2 separate regions of the Homo sapiens genome follow, and region 1 is linked to region 2. A link is a loop called in an ENCODE intact Hi-C map of the cell type or tissue named here. Cell type or tissue: A673. All regions are shown on one strand. Links, peaks and the distances in the headings refer to the core of each region. The heading gives the core; the rest is flanking DNA.

Region 1 (12,590 bases), core at 5,862-8,361, 450 kb after region 2:
TCCCAGAAGTTTGGAATTAGACTTAAGAAATGCTATCTGTCCCAGTTGGGAAGTAAGTGTGAAGTATGGCCAGAAAGCACATGGTTGACCCATTGCAAACACAGGCCAAGAAAGACCATCAACAGAAAAAGGAGAAAGTCAGACCTGCAGGAACCAAAGAAGAACCAGAAAACCCATGGTCCAAAAACAAAGAGAAGCTGAAATCGCACAGCTGCCTGCATTCCCGATAAGTCTTCCATTTTTCTTTTTTTCTTTTTTCTCTCTTTTTTTTTTTTGACAGAGTTTCACTCCATCGCCCAGGCTGGAGTGCAATGGCACGATTTCGGCTCACTGCAACCTCCACCTCCCAGGCTCAAGCAATTCTCCTGCCTCAGTCTCCTCCCAAGTAGCTGGGATTACAGGCGCCCACCACCACACTCAGCTAACTTTTTTTTTCTTTTTTTTTTTTTTTTTTTTGTGTGTGTGTGTGTGTGTGTTTTTAGTAGAGACGGGGTTTAGCCACGTTGGCCAGCCTGGTCTTGGACTCCTGACCTCAGTTGATCCACCCACCTCGACCTCCCAAAATGCTGGGATTACAGGCATCCGCTACCACACCCAGCTAATTTTTTTTTTATTTTTTATTTTATTTTTAGTAGAGTCGGGGTTTCACCATGTTGGTCAGGCTGGTCTTGAACTCCTAACCTCAGATGATCTGCCCGCCTCGACCTCCCAAAGTGCTGGGATTACAGGCATGAGACACCACGCCGGGCCAAGTCTTCCGTTTTTCTAACCAGTTGCTCCTGAAGCCCAGCTGAAGTTCCTGCTCTTCAATCACACATGATAACCTCCAATAATAATAATAATAATAATGGCAGCAGGAGCTCCTACTCAGAGATGCTCACCATCTGCTCAGCAATCAGTGCTTTCCATACACAAAATTTAGTTTTCCTGACAACCCTGTGAGGTAGTTCATATTTTTACACTTTGCTCTATTTTTGTAGGTGAAAAACTGAGGCACAAAGAGGTTAAGTAACTTCCCAAAAGTGACCCAACTAGGAAGTGGCAGAGCCAGAATCTGAACCCAAACAGGATACCTCCAGAGACCTTATATTTAACTTTTATTTATTAATTTTTTCTTGTTTTTTAGATAAAGGGTCTTGCTCTGTCATCCAGGCTGGAGTGCAGTGGCACAATCATAGTTCACTGCAGCTTCCAACTCCTGAGCTCAAGCGATCCTCCCACCACAGCCCCCCGAGTAGGTAGGACTACAGGTGCACACGACCGCACCAGCTAATATTTTTAAAAATTTTTTGTAAAGACGAAGTCTTGCTATGTTGCCCAGACTGACATTTAACTATTAACTATTCCACTTCTTGGTCTAAGTTGGCCTAAGTGAATTTCCACAACTTGTGACTCCAACAGAGAGACATGGAGAAGCCACATGGACTCAGGGAAAAGCAGCCACCTGGAAGTGCTGTAACAGGAACGCTGCCAGTTCTTCCTGCTAAGTTGGCCAGCAAGAGACCATTTCTTGGAACTGGGGTGGCTGCTGGCACCAAGGCCTGCAGTCACAAGAAGAGCCGTGGCAAAGCCACTCAGGCCTTGATGTAGCATGTTCTTGACAATTATGTGTGTTGAGCACCCCCTGAGTGCCAGCCACCATTCTGGGAGCTGGAGAAGTAACAGAGAACAAGACAGGCAAGGACCCCGCTCTCCCAAAGCTTACATTCTAGAAAAGGAAGTCAAACTAATATTTTAAACAGTTACAGATGCTATGAAAAGATTTAAAAAAAAAAAAAAAAAAAAAACCTGTATAACTTTGGGAGGCTGAGAGGCTGAGTTGGGCAGATTGCCTGAGGTCAGGAGTTCGAAACCAGCCAGACCAACATGATGAAACCCTGTCTCTACTAAAAATACAAAAATTAGCCAGGCATGGTGGCACATGCCTGTAATCACAACTACTCGGGTGGCTGAAACCAGAGAATCACCTGAACCCAGGAGGCACAGGTTGCAGTGAGCCGAGATTGTGCCCCTGCACTTCATCCTGGGCAACACAGTGAGACTCCGTCTCAAAAAAAAAGAAAAGATAAAAAAAACAAGGTGATGGGATTAGAGAATGCTGGAAGGGTAGTCAGGGAAGGCTCAAAGAGGTGATACTGGAGCTAAAATGAAAATGATGGGAAGGATCCGACTAATGCCATGATCCTGGGGAAGAGAGACAGAGGGGGACAGGGGCAGGAACGAGCTTAGAGAAGTCAAAGAAGAGAGAGAAGGCAGAGTGCCTGGAGCACACATTCATTCCACGGTCTCTGCTGGGCAGGCAAATCCTTCACGGGCCAGGCATGTGGAGAGAAAGATGACTATGATTCAGCCCATTGGCTCATATAACTGACAGGCTGGTGAAGGAGCCAGCATGGCAGGCTGCACTTGACCACTCTTCATTCCTCCCTAGAGCCACACCCTTGCTATGTGACTCTCTCCATAAGAGATACAGCCCATCCCCCATGTCTTGAATCTGAGAAGGCTTGGGACTTGTTTAGGGCCCGTATGCAGAATGCAGTGGAAGAGACGGTGCAGCAGTTCCAAAGCTCATCCTGCAGTACCGTTGTGTTCTCAGACCCTTTGAACTGGGCCCATCTGCCCTGTGAACAAGCCCAAGTGGCCTGCTGGAAAAGGAGACCCACGGGGTCCAGGCCCCCTATTGCTCCAGCTAACACACATCTAAGTGCCAGATGTGCAAGTGAAGCCATCCTAGACCAATCAGGCCCCAGATAACCTGCTAGCTGACCAAAGACACACGAGCAAGCCCAGCCGAGATCAACAGCATTGCCCAGCTGATCTGTAGACTAGAGTGCAGTTTAGAGGTAGTTTGTTATAAAGAAGAAGCAAATTCATACACCAGGGTGGATGCCTGAGAAAGTGTGGGAACACAGTCAGAAACAGCTTGCTTTGTGGCTGTACCTGACAGCCCTGCCAGGGTCCTGATCAACCTACGTGCAGGTAGGTCCTGATGTGGCCCCAGGCTGATGCCCTGAAGCAGCTACCACTCTGGCATGCCACAAGAAAGTGAAGCACCTAATGGCTTCGTTTAAAAGTCCCAAGTGAGCAGTTAGAAGGAAACTTTGCTTTAGGATGTTGCCTCTGGAATCAAACAGACCTGACTTGAAGCCCCAATTCTGCCTCTTTCTAGCTAGGATAAGTTGTTTAGCCTCTCCAAGCCTCTGTTTCCTTATCTGACAATAGATTAAATAACTAAAGTATCTTGAAGAGTACCTGGCACATACCACATGCTATATACATGTTTCCAGTTATTATACATGAACCAAAGAAAGGGACACCCCCCATTGTAATGAACATATCACTCATTGGTGATATCTGAAAGAATTTTATATGGAATACAGATGACACTCATCACACCAAGCCATACTAGGAAGAAATTGTTCTTCTGATTCTTTTTTAATCTTCCTGATTTATCAAAGGAGAAAGTATCAGTTTGGTGCTTGTATGTTTTGAACACCATTCTAATATTTGCCAAACTCCTTTTTGGAACATAGAGAGACGATATTTCAAAATCAGATTCTTGTCTGCCAACAGTACCTAGCTAGAACTTCATAATATTGTTTAAATTACCCTTTTTTTTTTTTTCAGATGGAGTCTCACTCTGTCGCCCAGGCTAGAGTGCAATGGCGCGATCTCGGCTCACCGCAACCTCCGCCTCCCAGGTTTAAGCGATTCTCCTGCTTCAGCCTCCTGAGTAGCTGGGATTACAGGCCTCTGCCAGCATGCCTGGCTAATTTTTGTATTTTTAGTAGAGATGGAGTGTCACCATGTTGGTCAGGCTGGTCTCAAACTCCTGACCCCAGGTGATCCGCCCACCTCAGCCTCCCAAAGTGCTGGGATTACAGGCGTGAGCCACTGCTTATAGTTATGAATTATTTGTGATGACACTGTTTTTCTATTTATACGATGATAAAATTTCCTTCAAAATAAATGGGTTGAAATGAAAAAACAGACTCTTTAAAGAAAAATATTATTTCCTGTTCTATATCTTTGGTAGAAAAAGATTTATTTAAAAGAAAAAAGGACAGACAGCACACAGACACAGAAAATATGATGTAAGTTAGAATGGAATATTAGGGAAGACTGAAATAAGAAAAAGACCATGGATAGGATTGGGAGTTCGACCTGGCTCAAGCTCCAGCTTAGTCAAGTTACTGGCTATATGACTGTATTAGTCAGCTTTTGGTAGGTAAGTGCAATAATAAGCAACCCCAAAATTCTAGTGACTTACAATATTCGAAGTTTAGCTCTTACTCGTGCTACGTGTCACTGCAGTTGTCTGTGGCTCTGTGATTCTACTTCCTGTGTCTTTTCCATCCCAGGACGCAGCTGAGGCAACAGCCCTTTCTTGGTCTTGTGGCAGAGGTGGGAAGAACAATGGCTAAACCACACAATAGCTTCTCAAAGCCTCTGTTTAAATGTAGAGTAGATTGTGTCTGCTCACGTTCCATTGGCCAATGCTCCACATCAGTGGGAAGGAAAGTGTGTCCCTTCTGCAAGTAGACATGTATGTCACATAGCCATGTGTGAAATGTATAATCCTTGTATGAGGTGGGAGCAAATAATTGAGACAACAACACAATCCACCACAGGGACCCTGGGCAAGTCGCCTCACTTCTATTTCGGCATCTGTGAAATGGGTCAAGCTCAATACACAGGCATTCTCTCTCCCTTTCTTATTTTCTGAGATTCATTCAGGGAAGCTCAAATCAACATTAGAAAGTTCTTGGGAGACCAGCTGTACTGAAAAGTTTGATTCAAGATTGTAATCAGCCAAAAACAAACCCAAGTGGACCTGATGCTTCGTGTGAGATGGGTACCCTTGGCAGCCGGCCCCAGTCTCCATCCCCACAAGCCATTCATGTCACCACTTTATAAAAATCTTATTAGACAAACTCTTACCAGTTCTGAAACTAAAGAGAAAATGGAGGGGAAATGGTTCTATTAATTGATATCAAGACATTAATGTGGTGATTAAGAGCATGCGTTTTGTTATTTAAATCATGGCTCTGCCATTTACTTGTTACATCACCTTGAGCAAGTCAAATAACTGAGCCTCAGGTTATTTATCCATAAAATGCAGACAATCAATTATGTAACTGATAGGTCATTGTGAAAATCAAATAAGATAATTAATGTGTATAACTTATCATCTGCCTGCCCCAAATAAATGCTCAATAAATAGAAATTCTTACTAATGCCAGTACATGTCCCAGAGAATAAAAGTTCAAGTATTTCAAATTGACATTTGGCACTCAGAATAGGGAAGTCCTTGCTTATGCCAGCTGTCTAAGTCTGAGTTTTATTTTTTGCTTCCCATTCTGCAAAACGGGTCAGTGCACTGCTCCCTGGAAATCCCACAGGGATGGCCTGACCTTGCCTCTATTTGTAAAGGATTTTCAATATTTTTTGCAGGACCTGAAGAAATATAAAGTGCAGGGGCCATTTCTGAAAGTGATAAATGGATGTGGACCATGGCTACATTGGTTTTTTCAGCCTTCAGTTCACAAGGATAGGTCAGCAAAAGGCTGAGGTCAGTGTATAAGGAGATCTTCAGAAAACAAATCCGTAGGGGAAGATCTACATCTACCATTCTTTGGAGCCAGATCTCCCCTGTTTTATGTGTGATGGATGCTTTTAGCAACCAAGTTTATTCCAACTCCCAGCTGCAGGACTTGTCGCCAATTACTTGGAAAGAGATGAATAATTAAAGACTTCTCTCTAGAGGGACCAAGCAGAAGTGTTTGGCTAACAGGGAAAAGTTAGCAATAATAATCTCCCTGTGGCTCACAGCAGTTTGGTCTACTTCTAAGTCTGCTCAGAGATTCAAAGTCTACCCAAGATTGCACAAGTTGTGACCCTGAGCCTCAGTCTTCACATCCTTAAAGTGGGAATAATGAACTGTTTGGAAACACTTTGTTAGGCTTCAAGAGCTAAACCAATAATAAGGGAGTCTGTCATTCCCTTATGGCACTAAAGTGACACAGGACCCAGGACTTGATGAAAATAGACAACACAAACACAAACAACGAGCAAAGGATCAGTGTCTAGTAGATTGAAATAAAAATTATTACAAATCAATATGAAATTATAAAAAAGTGGGGAGGGAGACATTCATAGAAGATGAAATACAATTGTCCAATAAATATGTAAAAAGATGTTCAGTCTCACTAGTAAGAAGAGGTGGCTGGGAGTAGCGGCTCACGCCTGTAATCCCAGCACTTTGGGAGGCCGAGGCCGGTGGATCACCTGAGGTCAGGAGTTCAAGACCCACCTGGCCAACATGGCGAAACCCCGTCTCTACTAAAAATACAAAAAAAATCAGCCAGGTGAGGTGGCAGTAATCCCAGCTACTAAGGAGGCTAAGGCAGGAGAATCGCTTGAACCTGGGAGGCGGAGGTTGCAGTGAGCTGAGATCATGCCACGGCATTCCAGCCTGGGCGACAGAGTGAGACTCGGAAAGTAAGAAAGGAAAGAAAGGAAAGGAAATGAAGAAAGAAAAGAAAGAAAGAAAGAGAAAGAAAGAAAGAGAAAGAAAGAAAGAGAGAGAGAGAGAAGGAAGGAAGGAAGGAAGGAAGGAAGGAAGGAAGGAAGGAAGGAAGGAAGGAAGGGAAGGAAGGGAAGGAAGGGAAGGAAGGGAAGGAAGGGAAGGAAGAAAGGAAGGGGAAGGGAAGGGAAGAGAAGAGAAGAGAAGGGGACAGGAAAGGATCATTAAAATTAAATGCCATTTTTCTCCCATCAGATTGGCAAAAGTGTTAAGGCCTGATAATATCATGGTCTGGGAAAGATGCAGTGAGACGGAAACACACACTGCTGGTGGGAGTATACAGTGGTCCAGCTATTCTGGAGAACATTTGGCAAAACCTATTAAAAGCTGAATCGTGTATACCCCAGGGCTAAGCCATTATACTTCCGAGGAACACGAGAAACACTTGCATATTGATGAGATGTGTAGAAAGATGCTCATTGCCATGCTGTTTGTAATAGACACAACCCCTCCAAAAAAGAATCTAAATGTTCATCAACAGGGAAGTGGCCATATGCATGGGAGAAAGTTCAGACTTTGGAATGCTACAGAGTTCTATAAGAGACACCAAATTTACAAACAATAGGCTTCTGGGGAAGGTAGAGGGGACTAAATTGAGACGTCAAAAGAGTTAAAAGGTCTTCAATCTTATCTATGTTGTGTAATTTATCCTGATGAGATTGTACTTATGCATTTCTTATGAACTTAAATTTTTTAACACAGCAGGACAATGTCACTATATCATCTATGCTGGGTCACAAAATCTAGCTGACTCCAGAATCAGCAGAAGATACGTGTATGGGGATAAACATGGCCATAATGATTACCCCATGACTGAGGTTTCTACCTCCCCTGATGTTTTCTCTTTACTCTCAGAAAGAAACAGTCAACCAAGGCACACTTGGCTTTTGCCAGTCTAGTAACCTAGAGACCTAAAGGATTAATCCCTTCCCAGGGGCGATAATTAACATTTTCTAATGAAGGCAATTTACAATCAATCAAGTTAACAACTGCTGTTCTTATCCTACTTTCTTTCACTTAGGTGTGAAAAGACAGGAAGTACTTGAAGGGTGGGGTAGACTCAAAGGATAGAATCCCACAGGATCCCATAGAGCCCGGGGGCAATTTGACCAGGAAGGGGTTCTGAACTCCAGAAGAGGAGGATGGAGAGTGGAAACACAAAGACTAAAAGGCAGGCTCTAGCATGACATCCAGAGAGAGGCCTCCCTCTTCTGGGCTTAAGCCTACTCTCCCAGAACCTTCACTCAGCTCCTTGCATCCCAAAGGGCAGAGTCTAGGCTAAGCATAAAGGATCCAATCTATGCAATGGAGGGAAGTAAGTGTCCAACACAGAGGCACCTGATGAAATACAGCGACCAGCCCAAGAAGAGCCCCTTGGGGCTCTGTTTCTTACATTAGGAAATCTCAATTTCAGCCTGCACAACATGGCAAAACCCCATTTCTACAAAGATAGATATATATTTATATATAAAAATTTAAATATACATATACACACACACACACACACACACACACACACACACACACACACACACACACACATATATATATATATATATATATATATATATATATATATATATATATATATATGCCGGGCATTGTTGTACATGCCTGTAGTTCCAGCTGCCCTGGAGGCTGAGGTGGGAGGATCACCTGAGCCCAGGAGGTCAGGGTTGCAGTGAGGTGTGATTGTGCTACTGTACCTCAGTCTGAGTGACAGAATGAGATCCTGTCCAAAAAACAAACAAACAAACAAAAAACCACACACACACACACACACACACACACACAAACAAAACAGAAAATAAATCTTGATTTCTATTTCTTCCTCGTTCAATCTTGTGAGGTTGTGTGCAAAGGAAATTTACCCATTTCCTCTAGGTTTTCTAACTTGTGTGCATAGAGGTGTTCATAGTCATCCCTGAGGATCTCCTGTGTTTCTGTGGGATCAGTCATAATGTCAGCTTGGTCATTTCTGATTGTGCTTATTTGGATTGTGTCCTTTGCAGCAACATGGATGCAGCTGGAGGCCATTATCCTAAGCAAATTAATGCAGAAACAGAAAACCAAATACCACATGTTCTCACTTCGAAGTGGGAACTAAACATTGGGTACACAGGGGCATAAAGATGGAAACAACCGACACTAGGGACCCCAAGAGGGAGAGGGCATAGGGGAAGGGGGTCAAAAAACTACCTATCAGATGCTAGGTTCACTATGTGAGTGGCGCGACCAATAGAAACCCTAACCTTAGCATCACGCTCCATAACCACGTAACGAAACTGCACATGTACTCCCTTAATCTAAAATAATTTAAAAAAAACAAAAAAAGAAATCTCAGAGGCCCTGGTCGTGAGAAGCACCCAGCCTCCACTCAGGGATGGAGGGATACAGAAGCAAACTCCACCTTCCGTTTCCTGTTTGATCACAGCAACTCCCAATGCAGGTCTCTGCTATAAGAAGTAGATACAGGTTTTTTCTTTTCCATCACTTATCATAATCTAGAACGACCTCTTATTTTGTTTGTTTGTAATCTTGTTTATTATCTGTAGGTTACATGAGGAGCAAGGGCTATCTTGCCTATTGCTGTATCCCCAGTATACAGTAGGAGCTCAATAAATTTTTCTTTTCAAGATGAGTTCTCACTATACTGCCCTGGCTGGTCTCAAGATCCTGGGCTCAAGTGATCCTCCCGTCTCAGCTTCCCAAAAGACTGGGATTGCAGGCGTGAGCCACTGTGCCCGGCAATAAATATCTTTTCTTAATCTCGAAGGTGAGGATACTTCTAGCAATACAGCAATAAGCCTGAAACACAGTACCTGAGGGTGGGAGAGCTCACTGAGCAGAGATGGTGTTTAGGAAAGAAGTAGAAATGCCTCTACTTCGGAAGGGACCATTTCTGTTCCTAAAATAAATAAAATCATATGATTTTCCTAGGACTATTTTTTGTGGCTCTATGGGTTAAGAGTCAGAACCTTCATGTTAGTCGCCCTACAAAGGAACAAGGGAGATCCTTATTACTAAGTTTTGAAGTTTGACCTCAGCTTAGCTAAGATTTTACTCTGTACCCATTACTGACGGGCTGGTACAAAAATAAGAGCAGTAACTTCCTCTTTTATTTAAACAAAGAGAGAGAGAGAGAGAAATAACGTACTGAACTCTGAACTTCCTCTCTTTTAACCACAACTTACTACTGACTTTTACTTTGGTAAAAAGATTACCAAATCAGGCACATTCTTGGTGCTGATGGATAGTTTCTATCCAAAACTCTGCCTGGAACATTGTCTACTAATACCAATTTTAATATAGGAGCCAGTCCAGGAACCCTGATTGGAAGCGGACAAGACTGACTCCAGGCTGCCATAAAACTGCCCAGCTCAGCTTTGGGGCTGCTACAGTTACATTTACAGGATAGACACTTTCCATACGAAAATGAAACTGCATTCAAAATGCAATTCTATTTCGAGGCACAAATCCACAGCTAGATAGGGCAGAGGAGCTGGGACATCGGGTGCAGCAGCCTAAGTTTGGCCCCAAGCTCTGCCACTTAAGAGCTCTGTGACATTGTATTACAGGAAAGGAGTCCTGATCCAGACCCCAAGAAAGGGTTCTTGGATCTTGCACAAGAAAGAATTCAGGGTGAGTCCACAGTGCAAAGCAAAAGCAAGTTTATTAAGAAAGTAAAGTGGTGAAAGAACAGTTACTCCATAGACAGAGTAGGGGGTTCCTAAAAGTAAGAGAAGGAGCACGTCCACCCTAGGTAAAATATTCGTGTGTGTGTGTGTGTGTGTGTGTGTGTGTATGTGTATATATATGTATATATATACACATATATATGTATGTATATATACACATATATACGTATGTATGTATACACATATATACATATATATGCATGTGTATATATATACACATACACATGCATATATATGATTATATGATCATATATGTTATATATTATATAATCATATATATAAATCATATATATATGATTTTAAAAATCATGGAGAGATGTGTTCTGCTACAAGGGTTTGTGATAAAGGATTAATTTTCTTAATTACTCTGTTTTGCAATAATCAATATTATTATCCTTAAAGCAAAATTAGGAATGCCTTTGTTCTCAAGATATCGGGATAGCTGGACACTGCCAAGCCTGGCTCTGTTTAGTAAACATTATCAATCTGTTCCCTTAACTGTAGACATCTAGAGGCTAGGAATACCTTTCTTTCTGGGAATGCAGCCCAGCAAGTCCCGGTCTTATTTTCCTAGCCCTTACTCAAGATGGAGTCACTCTGGCTCAAGTGCCTCTGACAATTGGGGAAATGACTTCACCTCTCTGGGCGTTAGTTTTCCCATGTGTTAGACAGAAAAGAGTCTCGTTTCTGTTATGGGCAAGCAAGCTTCAGCTAGACCCAACCTTTCCATAGGTAACAAGTAAAAACTCTCAACGAAAAAAAAATTTTTTCCTGAAATTACTCGAAAGTGAACAAAAGAAAGCAGATTCTGCAGAGAGGTTGAAACTTGGAAGAAGGGAATGGTCATTTTACAGCTTTTCCCCTGAACGCAAGCTGCTGTCAGCTAAAACTTCAACATGAAGCCTCAAGTCTTTCTGGTGTACAGAACCAGAGGACAGGTTTCAGGTCACTCACGGCTTCTGGAAAGTGAGGAAGGAATTCCATAATAGAGACAGCCAAGAGAGAAGAGCCCCAAATTCTGTGTCTAAACCCCACCCAAATGTCTGGCTGACTCTTGAACCATGCATGCATGGGGCAGTCCCAAAGAAGACTCAAGGATAAAATAAAAAACAGAACTGACATCTGAGCTGGTGTCCCAGAGACAGTCTACTGTCCAACCAAGTCAATGGCCTACTAAAACAAAAACATCAATGCTTTTCAGAGAAATACGAATGAATCCAGAGTCTCCACAGCACAACACTTACAGTGTCCAGGATACAATCCAAAATTACCCGACATACAAAAAACCAGGAAGATAAGACACAATCTCAAGAGAAGCTAATCAACCAGGAAAAAAGGGGGAGGAGCAATGATTCAGAGTAGGTTGAGGCAATAACCTCAAATTGTGTGAGATACAATGCATTCTACTGGAAAGAACAGAAAACCCATCTTAAGACGTTTTAAGCAGTAAGAGAATTATCTAACAAAACAAAATTTCAAGAGATAGAGCTATATCAAGATTAGTGAATTCAGGGGCTCAAGGATATTGTGAAGGAGACAGATCCTCTCCCTCTTTTTACACTGCCATTTACAGCTTGCCAACCTTGTCCCTCATGGTCAAAACATAGCTGCCACAGCTCCAAGCACCACATGCAAATGTGACATGAAATACTTAAACACAAATCCTTTGTCCTATGTCCCCTTCCTTCCTGCTTTGCCCTGTGAGTATGTGATTCTGGGAGCTATCACAGCCTTCCTGGGACCAAGAAGGGAGACACTGATCACATTTTGAGGATGGCAGAGCAAATAACTGAGAGGCGCTTGATGACAGTGTTAAGTCTTTGATTAAACCAACCCTGGAACCACCAGCCTCCTTGTTAGGCTCGCCAGATATTCTGTTTTTAAGAACCAAAGCAGGTCAGGCATGGTGGCTCATGCCTGTAATCCCAGCACTTTAGGAGGCGGAGGTGTGAGGATTGCTTGAGCCCAAATTCAAGACCAGCCTGGGAAACACAGTGAGACCCTGTTTCTATAAAAAATAAAATAATTAGCTAGGAATGGTGGGACATGCCTGTAGTCCCAGCTACCTGGGAGGCTGAAGTGGGAGGTTTGCTTGAGCCTGGGAGGTTGAGGCTGCAGTGAGCTGTGTTTGTGCCACTGCACTCCAGCCTGGGTGACAGAGCAAGACCTTGTCTCAAAAAAAAAAAAAGAACTAATGCATCCTATCTGAAACAACCTCCAGAATTGGAGAGCTAGTAACACTTGCTATAAATAGAAGGTGAGTATGAAGAACACAATGAAAATTTAAATTATTAAATTCTAGCAGG
Region 2 (2,500 bases), core at 1-2,500:
CCTAACAATCCCAGCACTTTGGGAGGTCAAGGCAGGCAGATCACTTGGTTAGGAGTTCGAGACCAGCCTGGCCAACATGGTGAAACCCCATCTCTACTAAAAATGCAAAAATTAGCGGGGCATGGTGGTGTGCACCTGTAGTCCCAGCTCCTTGGGAGGCTGAGGCAGGAGAATCGCTTGAACCCATGAGGCGGAGGTTGTAGTGAGCAGAGATTGTGCCACTGCACTCCAGCCTGGGCAACAGAGTGAGACTCTCTTTAAAAACAAAACAAACAAACAAAAATAACCCTGACAAGTCTGGGCATGGTGGTTCATGCCTGTAATCCCAGAATTCTGGGAGGCTGAGGCAGAAGGATTGCTTGAGGCCAAGAGTACAAGACCAGCCTGGGCAACACAGCAAGACTCTATCTCTATGAAAATAAATAAATAAATTAAATAAATAAATAAATAAATAAAAGCCAGGCATGGCACATGCCTATTGTCCCTGTTGTTGATTGAGGCCAGGAGGTCAAGTCTGCAGTAAGCCATGATCACACCACTGCACTCCAGCCTGGGAGACAAAGCAAGACCTCTTCTCTTGCAAAAACCATAACTTTGCACAAAGACCATTGCAACCTTACACACACAAAAAATACTTTTACGAGGACATCTTCCCAGCAACTGCCTGTCCAACCTCGAACTGGCACCACCCTTGTTATTCATCCTTGTAGCCAAGGATAACTATCTCAAAACAATTACACAATCCCCCTGATTTTTCCTTTAAAAACCTTTGTCTTCCTTTACCTCCCTGCCTAAATATGCGCATAGTTCACTATGGCACCTGTATTCCCATTGCAATGCCTATTCCCTAATAAACGTCATTTTCTTTTGAAGCATTTTCCTCTCTGTCATTTAGGTTGACACTCTTTAAATCAACCCGGTTTCTTTTTTAACTTAAATTTATTTTCAAAGGAAACTTTATAACCCAACTGTAAATGGAAAGTGAGTATCTCTGGCTGTAAATAGAAGGCCACTGTAAAAATAAACACAATGAAAACAAAATGATTTTATTAAATTCCAGCCAGATACCATGAATTGAAAAGGAAATAGCTTTCTCACCATGTGGTGAGATCTTATTTAATGCCTTGTCCGGATGCCACATAGCAGCCTTGGTAGATGCTACCTGCAGCCAGGGAGCCTCCTACTGGTGGGGTTGCCTGCCTGGTAGAAGGAAGGGACTAGTTAGCCCCCAACCCCTTCAACCTGAGGTAGGTAGCACAGATAATCCATGCTTCAAGGAACAGCATTAACAGCTGCCCTTCCTCTGGTTAGAGCACCCAGAATATGCCCAAAACTACTTGGTAACATGTGACCCCACCTGCAACAGGAGGTGTCCTGTTGAACTGTAATCACAAGGACATTTATTATCCTTGAGCCACTATCGCTGGGAGGTGCCATAGTATGACCAGAGGGTGGTGAGCCTAGTAGCTTGTTTTGGCTGGAAGTGAGACCCCAGGGTCTGGGCACTAGGCAAGAAGCTGCTGTTTTTTCATTCATTCATTCGAAAAAGGATATACAGGCCGGGTGCGGTAATTCATGCCTGTAATCTCAGCACTTTGTGAGGCCAAGGTGGGAGAATCACCTGAGGTCAGGACTTTGAGACCAGCCTGGCCAGCATGGTGAAACCCCATCTCTACTAAAAATACAAAAATTAGCCAGGTGTGGTGGCACATGCCTGTAGTCCCAGCTACCTGGGAGGCTGAGGCAGGAGAATGGCTTGAACCTGGGAGATGGAGGTTGCAGTGAGCTGAGATAGTGCCACTGCACTCCAGCCTGGGTGACAGAGTGAGACTCCATCTCAAGAAAAATGAAAAAAAAAATACAAAAGGATATACTGAGTGCCTCCTACGTGTTAAGCACCATACCCAGCTCTAGGGATGCTGAGGGACAAAGCTCCTGCCTTTGTGAATATGGGAGAGATGGAGAAGGATCATATGAAGGAAATAAACAAGGAGGCAGGATAGCCTGTCACAGTGGGAGGTCAGGGAAGCCTCTCAGAGAAGGGGCATCTGGGCTGAGACCAAATGCCAAGCATGAGCAGCCACATTAAGATGAGCGGGAGAGCATCTGGGCTGAGTGACCAGCAAGTGCACAGGCCCAGAGGCTGGAATTCTCACCTCTCATCACCCCATCTTCAAGGAAGCACTTCTGAAGCTTCAGGGGGTGCAGAATCCCTAGGAGTGGGGGTCAGAGGGAGGTTGGCTTCAGATTCCTGGGCCATAACTCAAGAGGATCTGATTCAGCAGGTCTGGGGTGGGACCCGAGGTTCAGCATTTCTTTTTTCTTTTCTTTCTTTTCTTTCTTTCTTTCTTTCTTTCTTTCTTTCTTTCTTTCTTTCTTTCTTTCTTTCTTTCTTTCTTTTCTTTTCTTTCTTTCTGTCTGTCTTTCTTTCTTTCTTTCTTTCTTTCTTTCTTTCTTTCTTTCTTTCTTTCTTTCTTTCTTTCTTTCTTTCTTTTTCTTT

What was found. Peaks named below come from ENCODE experiments on the same cell type or tissue, not always from the same donor. Only the 100,000 strongest peaks of a DNase experiment are listed, where the experiment ranks them.
Region 1: a loop joins it to region 2, with 4 times the contacts of the local background. A loop is called at or near these places in 1 of 110 quality-filtered maps.

What each region holds. Positions count from the first base shown.
Region 1 is chr16:23,861,056-23,873,645 of GRCh38, reverse strand. All of the region lies in intron 2 of PRKCB (protein kinase C beta), which reads right to left. Among named protein-coding and RNA genes, the nearest start is that of PRKCB, 31 kb to the right of the region's middle. RefSeq lists an enhancer at 7,240-7,886. In A673, for the core only: no CTCF peak of the experiment used is centred there; a DNase peak (open chromatin) is centred at 6,875; H3K27ac peaks cover 2,273 bases.
Region 2 is chr16:24,317,549-24,320,048 of GRCh38, reverse strand. The region is part of intron 1 of CACNG3 (calcium voltage-gated channel auxiliary subunit gamma 3); the gene reads right to left. Among named protein-coding and RNA genes, the nearest start is that of CACNG3, 62 kb to the right of the region's middle. In A673, for the core only: a CTCF peak has its summit at 1,190 (motif pointing left); a DNase peak (open chromatin) is centred at 1,138; H3K27ac peaks cover 916 bases.